Regions from separate parts of the Homo sapiens genome. Here regions 1, 2 and 4 are each linked to region 3. The links are chromatin contacts, found by Hi-C or POLR2A ChIA-PET in ENCODE. All regions are on one chromosome and are shown on one strand. Each heading gives the region's core, a stretch centred on a gene start or an enhancer-like site at or near the end of the contact. The rest is flanking DNA. Distances are from core to core; before and after follow the strand shown. Region 1 has its middle 89 kb from the start of ARHGAP21. Region 2 overlaps PRTFDC1 (phosphoribosyl transferase domain containing 1). Region 3 overlaps ARHGAP21 (Rho GTPase activating protein 21). Region 4 overlaps PRTFDC1 (phosphoribosyl transferase domain containing 1).

The links. Hi-C counts contacts between places; a loop is a spot of excess contacts on that map. ChIA-PET counts read pairs that join two places held with the same protein, here RNA polymerase II (POLR2A). Pooled maps may share reads with other maps.
Region 1: a loop to region 3 is called in a map of GM12878, with 2.8 times the contacts of the local background. The contact joins two enhancer-like sites. A Hi-C loop is called at or near these places in 5 of 168 maps with a recorded cell type or tissue (GM12878, PC-9, dorsolateral prefrontal cortex and 2 more), 10 of 37 single-sample maps with no recorded cell type and 16 of 50 pooled maps.
Region 2: a map of ascending aorta shows a loop between it and region 3 (4-fold over the local background). The contact joins two enhancer-like sites. A Hi-C loop is called at or near these places in 6 of 168 maps with a recorded cell type or tissue (MCF 10A, PC-3, ascending aorta and 3 more) and 7 of 50 pooled maps. POLR2A ChIA-PET finds 5 or more read pairs at or near these places in 2 of 52 experiments (HEK293T and activated naive CD8-positive, alpha-beta T cell).
Region 4: a map of Calu3 shows a loop between it and region 3 (4-fold over the local background). The contact joins two enhancer-like sites. A Hi-C loop is called at or near these places in 3 of 168 maps with a recorded cell type or tissue (Caco-2, Calu3 and endothelial cell of umbilical vein) and 2 of 50 pooled maps. POLR2A ChIA-PET finds 5 or more read pairs at or near these places in 1 of 52 experiments (PC-9).

Annotation. Positions count from the first base shown.
Region 1 is chr10:24,809,494-24,815,623 of GRCh38, reverse strand. No RefSeq gene overlaps it. Among named protein-coding and RNA genes, the nearest start is that of ARHGAP21, 89 kb to the right of the region's middle. Within about 2 kb of position 3,117, at least 4 of the 41 ENCODE cell types and tissues checked have a DNase peak (open chromatin) inside an H3K27ac peak, as active enhancers do.
Region 2 is chr10:24,863,142-24,869,633 of GRCh38, reverse strand. All of the region lies in intron 4 of PRTFDC1 (phosphoribosyl transferase domain containing 1), which reads left to right. Among named protein-coding and RNA genes, the nearest start is that of PRTFDC1, 86 kb to the left of the region's middle. Within about 2 kb of position 2,258, at least 13 of the 41 ENCODE cell types and tissues checked have a DNase peak (open chromatin) inside an H3K27ac peak, as active enhancers do.
Region 3 is chr10:24,642,815-24,649,039 of GRCh38, reverse strand. All of the region lies in intron 4 of ARHGAP21 (Rho GTPase activating protein 21), which reads left to right. Among named protein-coding and RNA genes, the nearest start is that of ARHGAP21, 78 kb to the left of the region's middle. RefSeq lists a silencer at 3,037-3,126. Within about 2 kb of position 3,084, at least 3 of the 41 ENCODE cell types and tissues checked have a DNase peak (open chromatin) inside an H3K27ac peak, as active enhancers do; they include endothelial cell of umbilical vein, where a contact is called at or near this core.
Region 4 is chr10:24,845,754-24,851,804 of GRCh38, reverse strand. PRTFDC1 (phosphoribosyl transferase domain containing 1) reads left to right here. Exons shown (of 9, transcript NM_020200.7): 8 at 341-417; 9 at 1,914-3,191. The coding sequence ends at 1,961. Among named protein-coding and RNA genes, the nearest start is that of PRTFDC1, 100 kb to the left of the region's middle. Within about 2 kb of position 2,209, at least 8 of the 41 ENCODE cell types and tissues checked have a DNase peak (open chromatin) inside an H3K27ac peak, as active enhancers do; they include endothelial cell of umbilical vein, where a contact is called at or near this core.

The DNA of each region.
Region 1 (6,130 bases), core at 1,868-4,367, 170 kb before region 3:
CAGGCGTGCACCACCATGCCCAGCTAATTTTTGTATTTTTAGTAGAGACGGGGTTTCACCATGTTGACCAGGCTGATCTTGAACTCCTGACCTCAAGTGATCCACCTGTCTCTGCCTCCCAAAGTTCTGAGATTACAGGTGTGAGCCACCACACCTAGGCTTTTGGTTTTTTTGAGACACGGTCTCACTCTGTCACCCAAGCTGGAGGGCAGTGGCATAATCACAGCTCACTACAGCCTTGACTTCCTAGGTTCAGGCAGTCCTCCCACCTCAGCCTCCCGAGTAGCTGGGACTACAGGTGCGTGCCACCACACCTGGCTAATTTGGTTTATTTTTTTGTAAAGACAGGGTCTCGCTATGTTGTTCAGGCTTTTCTCAAACTCCTGGACTCAGGACTTGCTCCCACCTCAGCCTCCCAAAGAGCTGAGATTACAGGAGTGAGTCACCACATCCTGCCTCTGTGTCTCAAATGTCAAACAGCTAGCTACCTCAAGGTATGACAGGAATATTTTTTTTTTTTTGAGACGGAGTCTCGCTCTTTTGCCCAGGACAGAGTGCAGTGGCGCAATCTCGGCTCACCGTGCCCGCCCCAGGAATATTTTTAAAGTTGGTCACTGTTCATGAAGTCCTTTCTCATGACTTGATACATCATCTCTGTGCCAGCCAAACAAACCTGTTTGCAACTATGCTCCTGGCTTTCACTCGTGGCTTCTTTGTCCTTCTGCACAAATCGTATTTCCACATTGAATGTGTGGACGAAAGAAAAGAAAAAACAAGTTTTTAATGAATTAAAGTTAGTTTTATTCAGAAGTCTTACTGAGGACTGTGGACTGAGGCCTATAGCTCTGGAGGAGTCTTTCAGAGAGGAGATTTTGTCAGAAATCTCCCAACCAGTGTTTTAGCTCACAGCTTATATACAGGAGGGGGGAGTTTATGATGACAGATCACATCCAACGTACTCAGAAGTTATTATATTGGTGCAAATGTAATTGTGGTTTTTGCTATTAAAAGTAATTACTTTGAAGCAGAATCACAACAAGGTTGAGGTATAAGAGTCCATCTAGTTATAGATTACAAAAACATAGTCACTAAACTCATCAGAAGTTATCTTATGTTGGCCAGTCACAGTGGCCTACAATCCCAGCACTCTGGGAAGCTGAGGTGGGTGGATCACTTGAGGTCAGGAGTTCGAGACCCGCCTGGCCAACATGGTGAAACCCCCGTCTCTACTAAAAATATACAAAAAAAATTAGCCGGGTGTGGTGTTGTGTGCCTGTAATCCCAGGTACTCAGGAGGCTGAGGCAGAAGAATCGCTTGAACCCAGGAGAGGTTGCAGCGAGCCGAGATCAAGCTACTGCACTCCAGCATGGGCAACAGAGTAAGACTCTGTCTCAAAATGAAAAAAAAAAAAAGTTATCTTATGTTTAAGGAAAGACAAGGACAAGGGTCATTTATCTTTAAGGAATATGGTGACCCAAGTAAGAGACACAGACGGCCATATGCTCTGTCCTGTTTTGTCTTTAAAGCATCCCTCCAGAGATCTGCACGTCACCACAGAGCCAGGTGCTTGGTGAAATTATGCTGGCAAGCAGAAATGAGCAGATATGGCTTCTGTTTGCTACTTCGTCTCACAAATGCTTTTTACTTTCTCTGTACCAATTCACACTCCTCCTGTCTATCTCCTCCTGGATTATCACCATCCTAAGCAGGTGATCCTGGAAGTCACATTCCCTCTGTTCTTACGTGTGTGCTGGATTGCCAAGGTAAGATTATGTCCATCAAGGCTTGTATTTATGCATCCTGTGTGTCCTCAGGAAAATCACAAGCCTTGGGATGGTAGAAATCATAAAATCATACATTCTATTTCTTTCCTATCAAATCCCTGCCAGGACACTTATTAGTATAGATATTAATTCAGTTTTCAGTAAGTATGTAATAAATGGTTCTAACTGAGTTTCTTCTTTTATACAGGTAGAAAGAGCAGACTTTGATTTTAGTCCTGGCTCTGTCTTGAACTACCTGAGTGGTATTAGCCGGGACACTTCACTCCTGCCCACATGCCTCTCAATTATAAAATGAGGAGAAAGGCCAAGCACGGAGACTCATGCCTATAATCCCAGCACTTCATGAGGCCAAGACAAGAAGATCACTGGAGTAAGGAGTTCGAGACCAGCCTAAGCAACATAGCAAGACCCACATCTCTACAAAAAATTTTAAAATTAGCTGGGTATGGTGGTGCACAATTGTGGTCCAGTAGAATGCTCAGTAGATGTTAGCTATCATCATCATCTTTATTATTATTAGGGCTTTATTAATTATTATTACTATTGGCTCTTAAATCAACATGATTTTTGCCACATTGCCCAGGCTGGTCTCAAACTCCTATCCTCAGGCATTCTACCCGCTTTGGCCTCCCGAAGTGCTAGGACTACAGGTGTGAGCCACTGCACCCGGAACCCGGGTATATATTGAAAAGGATGAATAGTTGTGAGCTTGGGCAAGTTGCTTAATCTCTCAATGCCTCGGTTCCTCACCCAAGATGAATAATGATCCCTACCTCATAGGGTTCTTATGAGGATTCAGGCAATTAGACCCAGACTGGCTACTTAGTAAGCACTCAGTAGATGTTAGCTATCATCATCATCTTGATTATTATTAGGGCTTTATTAATTATTATTATTTTTTTTATGAGAGAGTCTTGCTCTGTCGCCCAAGCTGGAGTGCAGTGGCACAATCTTGGCTCACTGCAACCTCCGCCTCCCAGGTTCAAGTAATTCTCCTGGCTTAGCCTCCCAAGTAGCTGGGATTACAAGCGCCCACCACCATGCCCAGCGAATTTTTTGTATTTTTAGTAGAGACGGGGTTTCACCATGTTGGCCAGGCTGGTCTCGAATTCCTGACCTCAGGCGATCCGCCCATCTCGGCCTCCCAAAGTGCTGGGATTACAGGCATGAGCCACCACGCCCAGCCAATTATTATTATTATAGGCTGTCAAGCCAATTCCCAGTAGTACTCTTACCTACATGAGGATGGAAGCTCTGGCAGGACAGGGAGGTAAGCTCACGTTAGAGCCAGTCTACCTGCTGGGAAGCAGAGAAGCTCAGGCTGCCGCCTGCCAGTATTTTTAGCAGCGATGGTGAATCACGAGCAGTTAGTGTCAGAAAGACTAAAAATTGAAATAGCTTCTAACACCTCGACAGTATTTTTACCACACTGTTTTATCTAGGCATTAAAAATATACATGGTTTTAATTATATCTTGCTTTGCAGGAGGGGAAAAGAAAACCCTCAGCCGCTTGCCATCTCTCTCCTTTTTATATGTGTCTTTCTTCATGAAAAGCGGGCCTCTGAAAACGATTGCATGAAGTGGAGCGTCTCTGTCAGGTGGAACTGGCCTCCCAGGCCGCATTTACCCCAGTGTTATTACAGGAAATGAATGCATTGTATTGAAGGCCGTTTGTCGCTCATTGTTGCTCAGGCTCAGGCCTGTGTGGGACTGTTTGTCCTCCTGCACACACAGCAGCCATTGTGTCCCCTGCAACATCCTACATGCAGCTGTGAACAGTTGTGCCCGAGCCAGTTTATCGGCCGTGGAATTCACTCAGAAAGGAATCGAGAACAACATATCAAGTCAGGGCCCTCATTTTCTCTGGGAATGTTCTGAGCTCTCCCGCATTCCTCCTCCCACTTGGCCAAGAAAAACAAACAAACAGTGGCCTCCTTTGATGTACGCACCTCTGGGCTATTCAGAGGTGGGATTTTTTGGGTAAGAATTTCCAATTTCTACATGGAATCTCCATTCACAACTTTCTGGACCCAGAGAGCTAAGGCAACAGAATCTAATAACTACAAAGGCTGTCCCTGCCACTGATCTCTGGGGCCAAATGATGTCCCTACAGTAAACAAAGTCAAGGGGGTGTCCCACCCCGTCATTTCACACCATGACAGCCGTGAGGCTAATTTGCAGGGTGACTCTATGAACACTGTGTTGTCCTTTCGGGTTGTTCATATGGCCCACCTCCCATAGGACACATATTTAATTCATCAGAACATGAAACACTTGGCAGGGCACAGTGGCTCACCCCTGTAACTCCACACTTTTGGAGGCCGAGATGAGAGCGTCACTTGAGGCCAGGAGTTCGAGACCAGCCTAAGCAATATAGCAAGATCCTATCTTTATTTTAAAAGAATGAAAAATAAAAAACAGGAGGCTGGGCGTGGTGGCCCATGCCTGTAATCCCAACACTTTGGGAGGCCAAGGCAGGTGGATCACCTGAGGTCAAGAGTTCGAGACCAACCTGGCCAACATGGCAAAACCCTGTCTCTATTAAAAATACAAAAATTAGCCAGGCATGGTGGTGGGCACCTGTAGTCCCAGCTACTTGGGAGGCTGAGCAGGAGGATCGCTTGAACCCAGGAGGCGAAGGTTGCAGTGAGCCGAGATCGTGCCACTGTACTGCAGCCTGGGAGACAAAGTAAGACTCTGTCTTAAAAAATAAGAATAATGAAAAAAAAAAAAACAAGAAATATCGGCTCCCAGGCTAGAAATAGGAGTCAAGAAAGACTGAGGCAGGTTTCATAGGTGAACATTCATATCAAGTCTTGGCAACTGTTTAGGTGGGACAGTTGAGGCTTGGGTTGGCTTAGAAACATTGATCATTTTTTCTTAAGCATAGTGCCTACAATTTTGATTGGTAAATGGGGTTTTGGGCTTGGTTGTGGAAAGTGAACCAACCATCTGTTTTTTTCCTTGGACTGCAGTGGTGCTCAACAGAACATTTTGCACGAGGAGCCTTAAGCTAAACATTTGCTCTAAAACATATATGTGTATCTATACATCTATGTACATGTAAAAAAACCATGTGTATCCACTTATCAGAATAAATCTCTGATGCTGGGTGTGGTGGCTGATGCCTGTAATCCCATCACTTTGGAAGGCCAAGGCAAGTGGATCACTTAATCCCAGGAGTTTTGAGACTAGCCTGGGCAACACAGTGAAACCCTGTCTCTACAAAAAATACACAAATTATCTGGGTGTGGTGGTGCATGCCTATAGTCCCAGCTACTAGGGAGGCTGAGATGGAAGGATTGCTTGAGCCTGGGATGTCAAGGCTGCAGTGAGCCATGAGCATGCCACTGCCCGAGTGACACAGCAAGACCCTGTCTCAAAAGAAAAAAAAAGAATAAATATCTAACAAACACAATATATCAATAGTTGCCAATAAAGTTTAGAGTAAGTAGAATTTAGAAGAACATGACTTAACTAAGTCCAAATACACAGATGTAACTTTTCCTCACTGTCCAAATTTCCAGTTTTCACTACTATTAAATGTGACTCTGATGTTCATAAACAGGGCAAAGGAGGAAATAAACTTAATTCACTCAACTTGTTCTTCAGAGTCTAAAAGCCTTGTGGGGCTTATGCTCAACTTTTACACAACGGCTTTGGCATTAAAAGTCTTTGCACAGGCTGCTTATAATCCCTGCACTTTGGGAGGCCAAGGAAGGAGGATTGCCCTGAGCTCAGGAGTTTGAGACCAGTGTGGGCAACATGTCGAGACCCTGTCTCTACACAAAATTTTAAAAACTAGCTGGGCAGGATGGTGCACACCTGTAATCCCAGCTACTGGGGAGGCTAAGGCAGGAGCATCGCTTGAGCCCAGGAGGTCAAGGCTGCAGTGAGCTATGAGTGTGCCACTGCACCCAAGCCTGGGCGACCCTGTCTCAAAAAAAATAAAAATAAAAAAAATTTTAAAGCCATTGCACAGTTTTCTCTGCTGCTGGAATAAATGGATCTTCTGCTAGCTCTAATTGCCCTAGTAAAAGAATATTATCTTTGACCACTGATCCTAAGAACCCAAATTCCCTGCAATTCCTTTGCTAAAGGAAATCCCTGTCTTCTCTCCATTTCTGGCCCCTGAATGCTATTTTTCTTACAACCAACAAAGAAGAGTATAAAGGTGTTTATGGAAAGAGCATCCCTGTGAGCCCCCTTTTCCTGGGACAGTTATTCTTTTCCCAAACAGAGAAGGGTTCTTTTAATAATCAAGTTACCGATTTATTCTAAACTCTCCCCTCCCAACTGATATTTGAAGGTTGGAATGGCATTAAAAATAACATCACATAGAAA
Region 2 (6,492 bases), core at 1,009-3,508, 220 kb before region 3:
AGATAAAGGCCTTCCAATATGCCTTGGCATAACACCAAATAACCACCAGAAGTAGCCAGAGCCCAGTTTGAGCATCACAGTTGTAAATGTTTTAGAAGCTATTTCTGGCATGAGTCAACGGATCATGTAGGTAGAGGCAATGTATTGTTTGTGGAGTTTTTCAGCTGTAGGGGAACTATTAAAATCCATTTGTTTCCATTTGATAGGTAATAAAAATCATTAGTTGTCACTGGGTTTGGGAAACTTAAATGCCCATTACAGCCCTGGGGAAGGGTTTTTGGTCTTATGGAGTGAGTTTGTTAGCATTTACATTATAGTTGCTGCCTTAGGATAGTAGGCTGCTACAATGACTTCTTTGGGTAGCCATTTTCATAAGAAATAAAATACAAGATATGAGTAAGGTTAAAAAAAAAAAAGATAAAGGCCTTCATATGACCCACGCTGTTCACTCATTCTTCATTCAGCCTCTCCGTGAAAGGTTATCAATTAAGTTAGATAGAACAAATAAGCCCCACTATTCAATGGCAATGTAGAGCGACGATGGTTAACAGCAATGTGTTGTATATTTCAAAGTAGCTAGAAGACTTGAAATGTTCCCAACACATAGCAATAATAGACAGTCAAGGCAATGGCTACCCCAAATACCCTGACCTGCTCATTACGCATTCCATGCATGTAACAAACACTCATGTACTCCGTAAATACATAAAACATTGTGTATCAACGAAAAAATAAAATTTAAAAAATAAGGATTGGCAAGATTTTAGAAATAAGTTTTAGAGGCTCTCCAAAATCTTCCCATCATGCAGAATATACACTAGCTGGAAAAAAAAAAAAATGTAAAAGGAAAAGGCACCCAACAGTTAGTGGGTACTTGTTTTAATGGGTGTAGAAGAAAGTCTGAAACTGCAATAAATATCTGCAGTGGATGAAAGGATTGTTGAGGCCAGGAGTTTGAGACCAGCCTGGGCAACATAGTGAGACTGTGTCTCTACAAAAGAAATTTAAAATTTAATTTATTTAATAATTTAAAATGGTGGTGCACACCTGTAGACTCAGCTACTCAGGAGGCTAAGGTGGGTGATCACTTGGGCTCAGGAGGTTGAGACTGCAGTGACTTCTCCTTTCTCCTGTAGTGATAATACAATTTGTCAGTCATTCAGTAAACTTACATTTAAAGTACATTTATCATCATGTTATTACTCTGCCAGGAATTTGTTCCCAGGAAACACACCTTCTCTTATTTCATGCTTGGCACTCTAAGAAGAGCCCCATAGGTCTTTCCATGCAAGACTCTTTCCTTGGATTTAAAGAAATCCAAAGAATGAAGGATTCCTTAGGATTCAGATAGTCTTAGAGAGGGGAGGGTGAGCTTTTACCTGGAATAGAAGGGTTTGTGACTAACACAGAAAAGAGAGCAAGGGCCCCCCAAGGGCAACAGTTGACCCCCAAGCCTCAAGGTACTCCTCCATAGCTATCACTGTCATGTACCCAAAACCAACGATCATTCCCTCCAAATAAATTTAAAAAACCATTAAGCCAGCCAGCCACGGTAGCTCATGCCTGTAATCCCAGCGCTTTGGGAGACTGAGGCGAGTGGATCACTTGAGGTCAGGAGTTTGAGACCAGCCTGGCCAACATGGCAAGATCCCGGTCTCTACTAAAAATACAAAAATTAGCCAGACGTGATGGCACACACCTCTAATCCAAGCTGAGGCAAGAGAATTGCTTGAGCCCTGGAGGCAGAGGTTGCAGTGAGCCAAGATCATGCCACTGCACTCTAGCCTGGGTGACAGAGCAAGACCCTGTCTAAAAAAAAAAAAAAAAAAATTAAACCTACAAAAACCCCACCAAAATTTAATACAATACCGCAACCTATCCCCCACTAATAATTAGCCCTAATCCTTCATAAATAGGTGACGGCTTTGAAGAAAATTCCACAAAGCCTACAACAAGAATAAAACTTAATAAAAATAAAAATATGGAATGGGGTAATCGAGAAAAGAGTAGGATCACTGGACATAAGTGGACCAGCATGACTGAAGGAAATTAATCAAAAACAGGGAAGTAGTAGGAAAAAAAAAATGAAAACACGGGGTTTGATGTGTAGAATACATTGAAAGTCTCAATGAAGAGCTGAACTTGCTCAGCAAAGCAAACAGGAGACACAAAAGTATTTGAGCAGAGATGACATCATGGAGCTGTGTTTTAGGAAAATGAAACTGACAAGAGGGAAGAATGGCTGAAAGAGAGGAGAGAGCAGTTTGGAGGCGGGGTAGGCGGAGCCTGCAGGAGCACTTGAACTACAGGAGCCAAGTTAGGGTGGAAGAGAAGGAATCGTGGTATCAAAAGGAGCCGTGACAGAGTTAAATGAAGGAGGGAGGGCTAGAAAGGATTTTTTAAAATTAAATTTGTGTATGAAAGAACTCTATAAAACATGGGGAAATAGCTCACCTACATAATCTTGTCATGCTGTGAGTTAGAGGCATTATGAACCCATAACTGTATAATACTTCTGGAGCCCTTGAAGACATGGGATTAAAATATTTAGAAAAAAAGGAGACTCTACACAGCCCTCTCTCTCTCTCTCTCCCTCCCTCCATCTCTCTTTTTCTTTCTTTCTTCCATTTCTTTCTCCCTTTCTTTTTTTTAAATAAAACATTTTTTACTTTGAACCCCGAGAAACTACCTTTCTTTCTCATCTCTTCCTTGCTTTTTTTGTTCTCTTTCTTTCTCTCTTCCTTTCTCTCTTTTTCTTTCTTTTTGTATTTTTTTGCTTTTTTTAAAATTCCTTTCTCTCTCTTCCTTTCTCTCTCTTCTTTTCTCTCTCTCTCTCTCTCTTTCTTTCTTTTCTTCCAAGGAAAGGAAGCTCACAAGGGAAGCTGTCTGAGTCATGGTTCTAAATAGGTCATTGCTGTTGAATAAAGTGAGCCCTCAATGATTAAGTTAAATGGCCTCTTCAGTTCATGATGTTAAAAGCATTTTATTCGGTGTGTTTAAGCTGTCTACACAATGTACTCTCTGGCTGATTTTTTTTCCAAAGTTGATTTAATATTGGCACTTCATAAAATGTGTGTATCTATTAAAGTAAGATTTTATTCATATTCACGAGGAACCTCTGAAAGGGTGGAATAAAACAAAATGCATGGAAACAGGCTCAAATCTGGCACCATGAAAACACAGATGTGCAGGTTAAGCCCAAGATTTTGGGAGACATGCCCCCCAAACCTGCCCTCAAATAAGTTTTTTTTTCTTTTTTTTTTTTTTTTTTTTGAGGCAGAATCTCGCTCTATCGCCCAGGCTGGAGTGCAGTGGTACGATCTCAGCTCACTGCAACCTGCACCTCCCACGTTCAAGCGATTCTCCTGCCTCAGCCTCCTGAGTGGCTGGGATTAGAGGAGCCCACCACCATACCCAGCTAATTTTTGTAGTTTTAGAAGAGATGGGGTTTCACCAAGTTGGTCAAGCTGGTCTCAAACTTCTGACCTCAAGTGATCCACCCTCCTCAGCCTCCCAAAGTGCTGAGATTACAGGAATGAACCACTGTGCCCAGCCTAAGATTCTAATTAAATGCCAGAGTGAAGCATCGGAAACTGCCAAAAGTTCCCCCTTGGCTGCCTTAACTGTTTAAATCATTCTTTTTTTATTTCATCTGACTAAGCTGAGAACAATAATGGAAAGACCCACTGACTGATGATTCTGGAAATTTTGTGAATTATCACATAAAACGAAATGCTAAACTACATTCCCTTTTCCATGGGGTTTATATTCACATTCCTACTCATTCTCCATATCCCCAATACAGCTCATTGTCACTGCTGCCATTGCTCTTGATTAGTGTGATCACGGCCACCAAACTACACTGCTGCAGATGAGACGGTGTGGTGTGCAAATCACTGTGTGCTCTAAAATACTAGAAGTAGGAATAACCTATTTAAGAATATCATGTAGGTTTGTGCAATTCTTTCCTCCCTTCTTTTCTTCTTTCTTCCTTTCTTTTTCTTTTTTGTTAGGAAACCCCTTGTGATTAGTTTTGATCAGAATCATGCAACAGCAAAGAAAGCACACCCCAGAGATTCCTCATAGAGTTTTTGCCTGCAGCTCCTAGGCTGCAGATTTTACTGGCTTTCTGGGAGGAAATGAGCTAGGTGTGATGAGATGACTAAGACAGTAACTGGCAAACATCTCAGATGCAGTGATCAGAGTTATCAGATTGGAAGTGTTTAGGAGGCATGGTGTGTACTGAAAAGAGAAGTTGCCCACTCAAAAAACCTGAATTTTAGGAAATTGCTTAGTGCAAAATTAAAAGCAATAGACATTGATAATAGCTTGGTTAAGGAGGAATTGCAGATTGTTAAGGAAAAATGGAGGGGATGAATCAGAAATACAATGAACCAGAGAAAGTGAAAGAAATGAGGTCAAAATTGTTGATTCACTACACAGGTATTTCTTGAGTACCTACTAGATGCCAGTCTCCATGTTATGTATTTTTGTTCGTTTGTTTTGTTTTGTTTTGTTGAGACAGAGTCTCACTCTGTCACCCAGGCTGGAGTGCAGTGGCACGATCTCAGCTCACTGCAACCTCTGCCTCTCCGGTTTAAGCAATTCTTGTGCCTCAGCCTCTCGAGTAGCTGGGACTACAGGCGTGCACCACCATGCCTGGCTAATTTTTATATTTTTAGTAGAGACAGAGGTTCACCATGTTGGCTAGGATGTTCTCAAACTCCTGGCCTCAAGCAATCTGCCTGTCTTGGCTTCCCAAAGTGCTGGGATTACAGGTGTGAGCCATCGCACCCAGCCTCCATGTTATATATTGATTATATAAAGATAAATAGTTTTGGCTCCTTAGCTCTTTGAGCTAATCTTAGGCACAGCCATATCTCAGAGTTATTGTGGATTTGGTTTCAGATCACCACGATAAAGAGAGCCACACAAATTTTTTGATTTTTCAGTGCATATAAAACTTATGTTTATACTGTATGGTAGTCTACTAAGTGTGTGATAACATTATGTCTAAAAAATAAGGCACATAACTTAATGAAAAACTACTTCATTGCTAAAAAACAATGCTAATGATCATCTGAGCCTTCAGTGAGTCATCATCTTTTTGCTGGTGGAGGGTCTTGCCACGATGTTGATGGCTGCTGACTGATCAGGCTGGTGGGTGCTTCAGAAGGTTGGGGTGGCTGTAGCAATTTCTTAAAACAAGACAACAGTGAAGTTCACTGCTTAGATTGACTCTTCCTTTCATGAAAGATTTCTCTGTAGATTGTGATGCTGTTTGATAGCATTTTACCCACAGTAGAACTTCTTTCAAAATTGAAGTTAATCCTCTCCAGCCATGCTACTGCTTTATCAACTAAGTATATATAATATTTTAAACCCTTTGTTGTCATTTCAACAATGTTCACAGCATCTTCACCAGGAGTAAATTCCATCTCAAGAAATCACTTCCTTTGCTCATCCATAAGAAGCAACTCCTTATCTGTTCAAGTTTGATCATCAGGTTACAGCAATTCAGTCACATCTTCAGGCTCCACTTCTAATTCAGTTTCTCTTGCTATTGCCACCACATCTGCAGGTACTTCCTCCACTAAAGTCTTTTTTTTTTTTTTTTTTTGAGACGAGTTGTTGCTCTGTCGCTGGTGTGCAGTGGCATAGTCATGGCTCACCACAGCCTCTACCTCCCCAGGCTCAGGTGATCCTCCCACCTCATTTTTTGTAGAGACAGGGTTTTGCCACGTTGCCCAGGCTGGTCTCAAACTACTGGGCTCAAGCAATCCGCCCACCTCAGCCTCCCAAAGTGCTAGGATTACCTGTAGCAGCCACCGCCCTTGGCCTCTCCACTGAAACCTTGGGCCCCTCAAAGTTATGCATGAGGGTCGGAATCAACTTCTTCCAAACTCCTACTCATGTTAATATTTTGATCTCCACTCATGGACGATGAATGCTCTGAATGGCATCTAGAATGGTGGATCTTCAGGTTTTCAATTTACTTTACCCAGATCCATCAGAGGAATCACTATCTATGGGCAGCTATCACCTTACAAAATCTATTTCTTAAATAATAAGACTTGAAAGTTTAAATGACTCTATGGGCTGCAAAATGGATGTTGTGTTAGCAGGCATGAAAATAATCTCCTTGTAAACATCTCCATCAGAGCTCTTAGGTGACCAGGTAGATTGTTAATGAGCATAATATTTTGAAAGGAATCTTGTTTTCTGCGCAGTAGGTCTCAAGAATGGCCATAAAATATTCATTTCAATAAACCATGCTGTAAGCATGTTGTAAGCAGATGTGCCTATATAAACAGGCTTTGCTGCTCCATTTATAGAACACAGGCAAAGTTGATTTAGCATCATTTTAAGCACCCTAGCATTTTTGGAATGGTAAGTGAGCATTGACTTCAACTTAAAGTCACCAGCTGCATTAGTCCCTAAAAGGAGTCAGTCTAGGGGGCGTCACAGTGACTCACACCTCTAATCCCAGCA
Region 3 (6,225 bases), core at 1,835-4,334:
TGTACACATATGCATACATAAGCACACACAAAGGTAATAAAAGTGATTCTATATGTAGCTAGTAACAAGTTAATTTCAAAATATTTATTTTGTTTTTCTCTAGTGGACAGGTGGGAAAATATGGGAAAGGAGGTCTCCAGGGTTGTCTTCTGACTGACTAGGACATGATTAAAACACTTGGGAGCCTCAGATATAAAGGGGCTGTGATGGTAAGAATATATATACATTTTGACCTATGATGATTTTTTTTTTTTTTTTTTGAGACAGAGTTTTGCTCTTATTGCTTAGGCTGGAGTGCGATGGCACCATCTCGGCTCACTGCAGCCTGCGCCTCTGGGTTCAAGCAATTCTCCTGCCTCAGCCTCCCGAGTAGCTGGGTTTATAGGCACCTACCACCACGCCTGGCTAATTTTTGTATTTTTAGTAGAGACAGGGTTTCACCGTGTTGGCCACGCTGTCTTGAACTCCTGACCTCAAGGTGATCCACCCACCTCGGCCTCCCAAAGTGCTGGGATTATAGGCGTGAGCCTCTGCACCCGGCTGACCTATGATATGTATTTTTAAAAAGAAGATGGAGAAAACATGGAACTTTGCTTGAAAGAGAATTGCTTAGGGAAAAAGTGATAGCTGCTTTCAGATGTTTGAAGGGATATTTTGTATAAGATGAAGTAGATTGGTGTTTCACAATTTTCGAAAGCTATAGACCTTTTCCCTAATTCTCTACTGGAAAATTCTACTCATATTTTGGAGACAATCTGAGTGATTGTTCATGCTATGTGGTAAACAAGTAGGGAATTTCTTCCTCCTGACGTACCTGTTCGAGGGAGGTGGTGGCAGCAGCACGAACCTAATGAAGGCAAATAGAGAAACGAGAGGCAAAGACTGAGCATTAGAATATGCAGGCTAGGCACAGTGGCTCACGCCTGTAATCCCAGCACTATGGGAGGCCGGGGTGGGTGGATCACCTGAGGTCAGGAGTTGAGACCAGTCTGGCCAACACAGTGAAACCCTCGTCTCTACTAAAAATAGAAAAATTAGCCGGGTGTGGTGGCACATGCCTGTAAATCCCATCTACTTGGGAGGCTGAGGCAGGAGAATCACTTGAACCCAAGAGGCAGAGGTTGCAGTGAGCCAAGATCGTGTCACTGCACTCCAGCCTGGGGAACAGAGTGAGACTGTCTGGGGAAAAAAGAGAAAAGAATATACAAAGTAAACTTTTCTTACATACTTTGACTTTTCAGTATTTTTATGGAAAATAATTTCTTTTATGTATTACTTTCAGAGCAAAGATCATTAAGGATAGAAATTGTCTTTTATTGCTGAGTTTTCAGTGCCTAGTAAGTACCTGGTACATATAGTAGGAGCTCAGATGTTTGCTGAGTAAATGTGTTGAATAAAGGGAGGTGCACTGGGGTATTTCTAATGATGACCACCATCTTGAATTGGCACAAGCTTCTAAAATGACTGCTCTCAAAGCTGCAAAATTTACTATGTTAGTATCTAACCTCTGCTGTTGAAGAAGAAAAGCAGATTTCTGACTGCCCTCCTACTTTTCTTTTGTCTTTTCCCATCAACCTCTCTAACACAAAGTGCCAGTGACACTCTTTTGATTTAGAAATCAGTTTCCCATAGCTGCTATGTGTATAAGCTAGAACAGTAATAACAAAAACATGGTAATCTTGGATTTACATAACAACTTGAACTTCCTCTTTGTAAAATAAACTGGTAAAGTAAGGTGGTCAAGTTAGATGAAAGGTTAAAAAAAATATTTTACTTCAAGTCCTGGGAAACCTTGTTTATAGTGATCTAAAATGCAAGGAATTCAACTGGATTCAAGTAGCATTGTCAGAAGTTCCATTTCTAGGAGTAGGTTTTAAGAGTTTGAAAAACAGTGCATGAAGTTAATTTGGCAGCCAAGAAAATAAATGAAATTTAAAAAATCTCTTCAAGGGTTCTAAAACACTTAACATGAAATTTAGGATTGCAGAGAACTAATTGGAGACACTGAATAGATAGGACGATACAGGTGAAAAAGAAGAAAAGTGCATGGCGGAGTATTAATGTTCTGCAGAATATTAATTTCTCCTCTGGAAGGAACTTCTTTATAGAAATGTTACTCTAGAGGTAACTCTGTAATTAGGTAATTTTGAGCTTTTTTTTCTAAATTAATTTTTAAATTTATAATTGACAGTTATACATATTTATGAGATGCAGTGTGATATTTTAATGCATATATGCATTGTATAATGATCAAATCATTGTATAATGGTTTCTTTTTATTATTAAAATTTTTTTAGAGACAAGTTCTCACTATGTTGCTCAGGCTGATCTTGAACTCCTGAGCTCAAGTGATCCTCCCACCTTGGCCTCCCAAAGTGCTAGGATTACAAGACCAAGCTACCATGCTGAGCCATTTTTTTCCCCCTTAAATACAGGGTCTCATTCTGTCTCCCAGGCTGGAGTGCAGTGGTACAATCTCAGCTCACTGCAGCCTCCACCTCAGCCTCTGGAATAGCTGGGACCACAGGCTTGCACCACTGTGCTTGACTGATTTTTGTATTTTTTGTAGCGACAAGGTTTTGCCATGTTGCCTAGGCTGGTCTTGTACTAGGCTCCTGGCTCTGCCTCCCAAAGTGCTAGGATTACAGGTATGAGCCACCACACCTGGCCAAGTTGATTTCATAGAAGTTGAGCTGTGTTTTTTTTTCAGCTGCTCCATAACTTAAGACCTTAATCATAGACACCCCCTAGTTGAGTAGTCCCATTTTCTTTCCTGATTGCTCTCCAGCTAGTTAGCCTACATTGAAAGTACGTGATTCATAAATCCATGTAGTAAAGATTTAATTATAATAGTTACAGTCCCTGTTTTTGATGTTTAACAGATAATTTTTCATCTTTGCTATAAAAACAGAATAGAAATATTTACATGTAAATGCCAAGCACATTAAATCAGAAATATAATTTTTGTTTATTTGTTCCTTTAGCAAACATCTGTTGAGTCAGTCCTGTGAGCCACTCACTAAACTAATTACTGGGAAGGAAGTGATGTGGCCTCTAACCTCACTTCCTTCAGATAGCTGTGCACATGTCACCTGTTAGAGAGGCCTTCCCTGACCACTTCAGAAAAACAGCCCTGCCTTTCCCTCTTCCTTTCCTTCTCACTCTGCTTATTGTTCTCCATTGCAGTTGTCACCATTTCTCATATTACTTATTTCTTCCTCAGCATTTTTCTCTCTCAGTTGGAATGTAGAGCAGAAACTTTATTTTCTTTATCTCTTAAAGCCCAGAACAGTTCCTGGCACATATACATCTAATGAATATATGTAGAATACAGGCTCTGATTCCTTGTGCCATGATCCTACAACAATTTCATGTACCTTTATTTTTGTACTTAGGTAATTATTTTATACTTATATCCTCCACCAAACTAGAAACTACTTTTTTTTTTTTTTTTCTGAGACAGAGCCTCACTCTATTGCTCAGTCTGGAGTATAGCAGCACAATCTTGGCTCACTGGATCCTATGCTTTCTGGGTTCAAGCGATTATCCTGCCTTAGCCTCCCTAGTAGCTGGGACTACAGGCGCTCATCACCACACCCTGCTAATTTTTGTATTTTTTTTAGTAGAGATGGGGTTTCACCATGTTGGCCAGGCTGGTCTCAATCTCCTGACTGCAGGTGATCAACCCATCTCAGCCTCCCAAAATGCTGGGATTACAGATATGAGCCACCACAACTGGCTGGAACTTTTTGAAGTCAGTTTTAACCACCAGGTGAGGGGATCTCAGATGGGGTGTCCATTGGGTTGTTAACAGATGAATAGGAGTTTATCAGGAGGAAGGAAAAATGGCATTCCAGAACAGATTTTAGAGACATTTAGAAGTTACATTTGCCCAGATTTGGTTGAAAGATTTTAGGATGGAGTGTGTGTTTCCAGTTAAAGATGCCTTGTGGAGCATTATGTTTTTCTGACTTGAGTGACTGGATAGATGGAGGTGTCATTAAATGAAGGACTGAAGGATATTGAAGTGAAATATATCTCTCCTTCCTCTGGAGAAATGAGTTTAATTTGGGATAAGTTGCATTTCTGATGCCTGTAGAGAGTTCAGTATCTAGCTGAAAATTTGTTTCTAGAGTTCTCAAGAAAGAGGTTAGGGGTTGAAAATAGATTTGACAGTCATTTTATATGTTATAATTAAGTCTTAAGTGTAAGTGAAACCATACACAGAGAGGACAAAGACATGTAGAATGAAGACAGGACTCTAAGAGCTGGTCAGAGAAAGAAGAATCAGAAAGGAAATTTGAGAGTAAGTAGTGGAAAGGTCTGAGGACAACCAGGAGGAGTTGGTAATTTGCTTATTAGGAGGTGATAATTTTAAGTGGGGCAAGGGGAGTGGAAAATTTGTCCTTTGTCTTAGAGAATTCATTAGGATTTGGACTAAAGGGATACAGTTGGACTAGACCTGACAAATGGCAGTTTGGTAAAGTTACTGAGAACAGTTTCAGTGCAGTGGACGGAAGGGAGGAGGAAGACAGATAGAAGTGGGTTGGAACATAAAAATTAGAGCAGCAAACCGTGACAAGGTCAGGGTGGGGTAGTTGGCAGTTTTCCCCCAAGGAGGTATTTGTTAATTTCTGAGAAACCCTGAATTAGAGGTAACTGAAGGTAAGCGATACATACACTACATTTGTAAGTAGTTTGAAAAACAAAGGGATAGAGAGGGTAGCTATATGGAAAGGTGGAGAGAACTTTTGTTGTTTGGGAAGCATTTATATATCCATGAGATTTGGAGAGAAGACTAGGGATTTTCTCACATGAAGTTTTACATGTGAGAAGAGAGAATTATGGTGGCAAGGTCCTGAAGAGGACTGATGACTAAATCCCCACCTGAAATAGGACGAAGAAAATGAGGACAGGCAAAGAAAAAAAAAGTTGAGGATATAGCAATTGAGTGAACTGGGAGACAAGGTTATTGAACTAGTGTGAGGAAATCAGCATGGAACAGCAAGTTAAAGAGGTTTATGATGGCCGGGTGTGGTGACTCATGCCTGTAATCCTAGCACTTTGGGTGGGAGGCCGAGGCAGGAGGATCGCTTGAAGTCAGTTCGAGATCAACCTGGTCAATGTAGCAAGACCTTGTCTCTATAAAAATAAATAAAAAAGAAGGTTACTAGAAGTTTGAAACAGCAACCTTGAGGGGACAGGAATTAAAATGCAAGCAAGAGACTTTTCTGAGTAGTGTCAAGAACTTAGCTGAACTGGGAAATTGTAAATCAATGCTTGTCCTGCAGTTTTATTCAGCTGTAGTAGCAGGCCAAGAACAAGAACAGAGCAGGTGTATTTTGGAATTCTCCGTAGTTAGAGATTGGCACATCGAATGCTTTGAAAGGTTAAGGGGAAAGGAAGTTGAGGGTACTGGTCAATTTTGTTGAAATACTGATCCACGGGTAATCTTAGTAAGAAAGAAAGTAACTTCTGTTCCAATTTTAGTATATATGTTGCCGAAGTGAGCATGATAGTAATTTCTGGAGGGAGACTGATAGTTTAGAAGAATGGAGAAGGCTAAAGGGAATGGAAGGTCTTGATAAAGTCAAGCAAGTTTAATTGGTTAAAGGATTGAGAGGTGATAAAGTCAGATAGAAAGATAGTTGGTTAGAGCACCATAACAAATTTTTCTGAGTTTGCAGAGAAATTAAATTCTAGCATAACAGAAATAATAGGGCTATGAATCTAGATATGATAATACTGTGTGTGAAATGTTACATGTGAAATGTACAATGCTACATGAACTTTAAATACTTTAGAAGGCAGATGCCAGGATTCTTTGTTCATTGTAGGATAATCAATGCCTGGCACATTTGTAAGAGCTCGGTAAATATTTGTTGAATGAATAACACCCATCCACAGTCTTTCTTGCCTGGATAGTTCATAATGCCAGAAAATTTTGATTCATGTCCGACACCTAGTGGTACTGTACTTAAACTGCTGTTGAGTGGCAGCATTTTCCTTATACTATTTGAGGGAAATAGTACAGATTAGTCGTAGCACTATTGCTTTGTCCCTGAAACAACTCTCCAAGCTGGTTTTGGGAATTTTTACTATTAGCATTTTCCAGGGCTCTAATTTTAATTAGCAAACATTTATTGAGCATCTACTGTGTGCCATGCAGTGTTCTGTGTGCTGGAGATTTTCATGTCCTGTATATTCTCGTGCGTATATGAACTT
Region 4 (6,051 bases), core at 960-3,459, 200 kb before region 3:
CACTGCATACTGCTTGCTTTAGAACACCAGGGCCACGTGACTCAATTATGCATATTTCTTGTTATGCACCAGGCTTCCTGAGCCCTTTCTCAACTCTGTATGCTAGATCAGTCATTCTTCATTGTAGGTTGGCTTGTTTGCCTTGCCTCCTTCCTCCCGAGTAGTCCTTCGGGTCCAGGTCCCTCTTGGGCTCATCGTGTGCATTTCTCACCATTTCTCACTCCCTCCTGCCTCAATGAAAGGTCCTCAAGTTTGAGTGGCGACAGCAGCATATGGTGACTTGCATTTATATAATCTAAATTTTGTTCCTTTTTTTTTTTCTCTTTCTCTGTCTGCTAAGATGCTGGATTTGAGATTCCAAACTTATTTGTGGTGGGATATGCCTTAGATTACAATGAATACTTCAGAGATCTGAATGTAAGTCTTGCATGCAAATCCCTAACCGCCCTTTTTATAAGAACTTAACAATTTAAAAAAGTATTGAATGCGTGTTAGTGATGTCTGCTATTGATTGAGTATCTTCTATGTCAGGAGTATGGTGAGCACATTGCATCCATACTCCCAATTAACTCCCACTACTATTCTGCAGGGTAGGTATCAGGATGATAGAGGCAAATTATGATTATCTCTATTTTGTACTAAAGAAATAGGAAGCTAAAAGCAGAACTATGGTTTGACACTGATTCTTCTCCATAGTCATTGACTGTGCCCAACCAACCATAACAATAGCCAATATTCTATACACTGGTTTGTGTCAGTGCTTGAACTCTAGCAGGTTTCAATTACAGTGGCATGCAGCTCATAACTCTTCCCTCTTTGGGGGAAATGATCTCACCACACAGACGTGGACCCCCAGTGTGGACCCCAGCTGTGTGACCCTGACCAACACTGCATGATCTAGAGGTAGACAACTTACCCATAGTGGACCAATCAGTCTCTCTGTCCTGGGAATTAGAAATTTAAACCAAAAGTCACAGAGACTGAGTGTGTTCAGACTTCAACCACTAGGATAGCAGTGCCCCCAGAGAGTATCCATAGCACCATGGGTGAAAGTCTCTGGAGCTGCCCTTGTTCCTGCCTTCTAGTTGCTTCATTGCCCAGCTCATCCTTGGATTCTGAGAGCTACCCCAGTATTCCACCAATAAATTCCCCCTCCCCCCTCTTTAAAGACACAGGGTCTCACTCCACAGTCTCACCTAGGCTAGAGTGCAGTGACGCAATCATAGCTCACTGCAGCCTTGAACTCCCAGGCTCAAGCGATCCTCCCGCCTCAGCCTCCTGAGTAGCTGGGACTACAGGCACACGCCACTATGCCTAGCTAATATTTTTACTTGCTGTAGAGATGGGGTCTTCGTATGCTGTCCAGGCTGGTCTTGAACTCCTGGCTTCAAATCATGCTCCCACCTCAGCCTCCCAAAGTACTGGGATTACAGACAGGGGCCACTGAGCCCATCCAAATCCTCCTTTTTTGCTTACATTAGCCTGGCCCCATTTCTGTTGCTTTCAATCAAAATATTCCTAACCCTTTGCTTGTTGCCCAAAAAGGGTTGAATAAGAGCCCATGTTGTGCTTGCCACTGTTATTTCTCCATTCACCCAAGCAGTTGTCATCTTACCAGTAGGAGACTTCTGTTTCTAGCAGGGCTAAACATACAGCTCCCTCAGCATTTCTGGGTTTTAGGGACCTGGGGAGCCGGATTCAGAATAGGAATCTCCAAACTAAACCACAAAGGACCTTTTGTCAAGCACTTGAATGGGTCTCTTTAGATTTTACCCACACATATAAATACACACATTTCTATTTAAATGATCAATAGCCAATTACAGGATGGCATTCGGTTATTACTGCATCACCTTTTCTGTGTCTCATATTTTGTTAAGAAACTGATGCGTTTAAATCCTTTATTGTTTCAGCACATATGCGTCATCAATGAGCACGGTAAAGAAAAATATCGAGTCTAAAGACATGAATTCTCACCACTAAAGTCCCAGATAGCATCATATTTACGCCTGTACTTGGGAAGCCAGCTGTCAAGTTTGTCCCCCCAGGCATCTTCACTCAGCAGGATATAAAAGAAAAAAATGTTCAAATGAGAGAGCTTTCTTTTCTGAGGTTAATATAAAGAGTATCAAAGGTTCCTAAGGAAAAGAAAGCAGTGCTTTTATTTGACTTGTTCCAAATTAAACACTCCGCCTTGTGACTCAGCAATGCTATCTACCTTCACACTCCTGAGCTCCGCCTTCCTTTGTTTTGATACAGTCATTATATTTGATTAGTATTCCCAGGAATACCCCCACCTAGTTACTCAAATATTTTTCACTTAACTTTTTATACTCTTATTTTGGTAATAAGCTTACAATATTAAGAAGCTGGGGACTTTTTTTTAACTGAAGACTTGAGTCCCCTATACCGGGAATGCAGCTATTAATAGATTCCCATATTTTAAAAGGAGGGAAAGGACAATTTAATATAAATTTCTGTTTGTGCATTTCTGACAGGCCATTATTATCTGCTTTGACAAAGCCTTTCTGAAACGCAGTGTACAATGAATCTTAATGATGTTATGAAACGAGCTTTGCTCGGGGCTCTTGATTGGAGCTTCCGGTATGTGATGACGGTATGTCATGTATGCATGGATGTACTCAACTGTGTTTAATACTCTGAATTTTAATTAGAAAAAAATACAATAGCAGCAAGGCCCTGGTTTCTAAGCTGTATCCTTTTATTCATGTGGGACATGAGCAAATGGCAGAATTAGGGGCGAGTGCTTTCAATGCTCGAAACTAAGCAAGTATAAATTTTTCCTCTTATTTGCATGAAAGGACAAGACACTGTTATGCCCTGTCCTAAATGTGAAGACAGAGGTTGAATTTTTTAAAAAATATCTTTAAAAGACTGATCACAAAATCCAAGGTGCTACAGGAAACAAGCACACTCAAGAAAGTTTTTTTCTGAATAACATTTTTTTCCAATTTCTCCGTTTTATAAGACATTTCCTAATTTATGGGGATTTTAATTGAAAATAAACTTGAGTCCCAATAGAGCTGTTTTTTTCTCACTTCCTACAAAATGCAAATGCAAAATAAATAACTAAGCAGCTTTTGTTTGGTTCTGAACCGTATGTGGCGTATTGTTATTAGGTTCTAGCTTCCTTTAAACTAATAAAGAATAAGAAAACTTGTTATGTTTTATCACTTCTTACTGTTTTTCTTCCGCCTCCATATTTTTTAAATACTTTCAGACATTAACATGTATGTGAGTCAGTAGCTTAAATATACGACTGCATGTATCTATCCTGCGGCTTTATTTTTGTTAACTTGGATTAAATCCAATATATGCACTAGTAGAAGCAAATGATTAAGCTGGGCTAGATCTGCTGCTTTTTTTTTTCCTCAAGCTCGTTTGTGAGAACAAGGAATTTTAGTTGTAAAAGAAGATTTTCCTGCATATCTTTGTTTCGGTCAGAGAAGAAAACAAGCCACACCCAAATATCCCAAGGGATAAGTCTGCAAAAGGAATCTCTTCTAGCTTTGTTTCACAGAAGCATTGGTACCCAAGCTTAGATTTATAATTGTGTCTGACTGACGAATTTCTTGAAATACCAAAATTAACACTCTGAATATAGCTTTTTTTTCACAATGCCATGTTTATGTCAGAGGACCTAGAAAAATCCAGGCACACATTTGGTTTTAAGTGTAAAATTATCCATAAGTATGCAATATGAAAATGTTTTCTTAAAAACGTTGAATTTTAGTAAGCATCAGTATCCTTTCTGAGGACAGTCTGTTTATTCAAATTAGAAAGGAGATTGATCTACCTCACAAGATTGTGAGGACTTGTATAGTTAATGCTGAAAATTCACTAAATATGCAAGAAGTTTAATCATGCTTGCAGTTTTTTCCTACCAGACAATATTTTGACAGTGATAGCCAAGAAAGTCATCTTGGGAAAAATAGTATTTCCTTTTCTCTTGCAAAACTCATGTCTAGTTAATATCACTGAGTTTATTCACTCTAAACCAAAAATGCAAAACTTATTACTTGATTAATAACAAATCCATTATTAATTTAGTGTTCCAAAGCTGATTTGTAAGGGGGAAAATGTGTATGTGTGTGTGTGTGTATGTGTGTGTGCGTGTGCGTGTGTGTATGTGTGTGTGTGTGCGTGTGCGCGCGTGTGTGTGTATTTCACTGGGAAGTTTGGAATCAGTTATAATCAACATAATTAGTAATATTTTGGGATTTTCCAAACAAATTAGAACCCCTCATTATAAATTGGTCCTTTCTTACAGGGACTGGAATGTACTCATTTTTGACCCACGGACCCCCTAGATGTAAATGGCAAATAGTCAAATCCCGACATACCTTGTTTAATCTTTGCGTATAAGATGGCTTGCCATGTTTCAGGCCTTCTGAGACTGTGAAAACAGCCTTTCAGAGCACAGTCAGGCATTTGCTCAGCCTTCTGTGAAATCAACTTGTGTCTTCCCAATGGAGAGAAAAAGCAGGCTATTCCACATCCAGAGACCGGGTGTCATGGAAATATGCCCTCCCTTTTGTCATAGAGGTAGTGTGTTCTAGGAAGTTGAAACCCCAAACCACGCTCTCCACCCAGTTATCTGACTAATTTGGGCAAACTTAGCATTTGGGAGTTTTACTGACTTTGCAATCGTGAAGCTCCTTTGGATCCCAAGATGACAATTGAGAGCTAACAACAAGCCAGTTTCAGGAAGGGAAGAAGGGGATCTCAAGAGGGGCCTTTGCACGCTGCTGAGGGGAGGTGTGCAGAAATAGGAAGAGGGTGTGCATGGAGAGGGCTGCATTATTTCTTGGCCAGTCATACACCCATGATGGCTTCTGAGCCCGGTGCAAAGAGGAAGACTAAGACACCAGCCTAAAGAGCTGCATTCATGGTTATCTTTGTGCTGCATAGTGGAGCTGACAGGCCAGCTGTTCTTCACATTTCATTGAGGAGCACGGGGAAGCTTTGGGGTGGGAAGAAGCAGGAAAGTAGCTCCGTGCTAGCACCCCAAGGGCTCTGCAATTTGGGAAGCACTGTGGACTGGAATGGGCGCTTCCCAAGATGCCACCCTCCAGAAGCGTCATGAGCCACAGACATCCGCAAGGAGACCAGAGCCCACATGAGAGGAATGTTGATGGACAAGTTCCAGAAAGCTCAGAGCACCCCAGGAACCCAGCTACAGCATCAGGTTGTGCAGCCCGCACTGCTGGTGCCCTCACAAAGACATCAAACCAAGGAGAGCCCACACTTCACTTGCCAACCCGTGGACCCTGGCTCACGACTGCATCAGCCCTGAGGAAGAGGTGCCTTTTCCTAAAAAGAGAGTCTCTTTCTAGTCCTCTCAGAAGAGATAGGTTTTTGCAATTTCTCAGCCAGGAGGGAGTGGCTTTTTAAGATAGGGTGGGGCACTGAAGCCCTACACTGCCCAAGAGGGAGAAAGAAGCCTGAACTAATGTTACTGTGACCTTCTTTGTGTCCAGAGCCTAGTGAGGGTTGAGTAGAAAGTAAGCTGTGAGTGAGGAAGGTGTGAAGGTCACTCAAGAAGCCTGGCTGTGAAGAGAAGAAGACATATACAATCATAGCCAGAAGGCTTTTTAAAGATGGGAGATTCCTGTGAACTCACCTCGGGGGTGTGGGGGGAAAGATGCAAGAGACTTGCGAGTTTTTATTTGCTGTAGAGAACAGCCACATAAACCAGAGAAAGTGTATTCCTTGTTGATGGGGGTGGGGGTTGGGGTGGCTCACGCCTGTCTTTGGGAAGCTGAGGTGGGATAATCACTTGAGGCCAGGAGTTTAAGACCAACCTGGGCAACATAGCAAGACCCTATATCTACAAAAATATAAAAATATATATATATAGTTATCCAGGGGTGGTGGCACGTACCTGTAGTCTCAGCTTCAGGGGGCTGAGGTGGGAGGATTGCTTGACCCCAGGAGTTTGAGGCTGCAGTGAGCTATGATCACACCATTGCACTACAGCCTGGGCAACAGAGCAAGACCTTGTCTCTAAAAAATAGTAAATAAATAAAT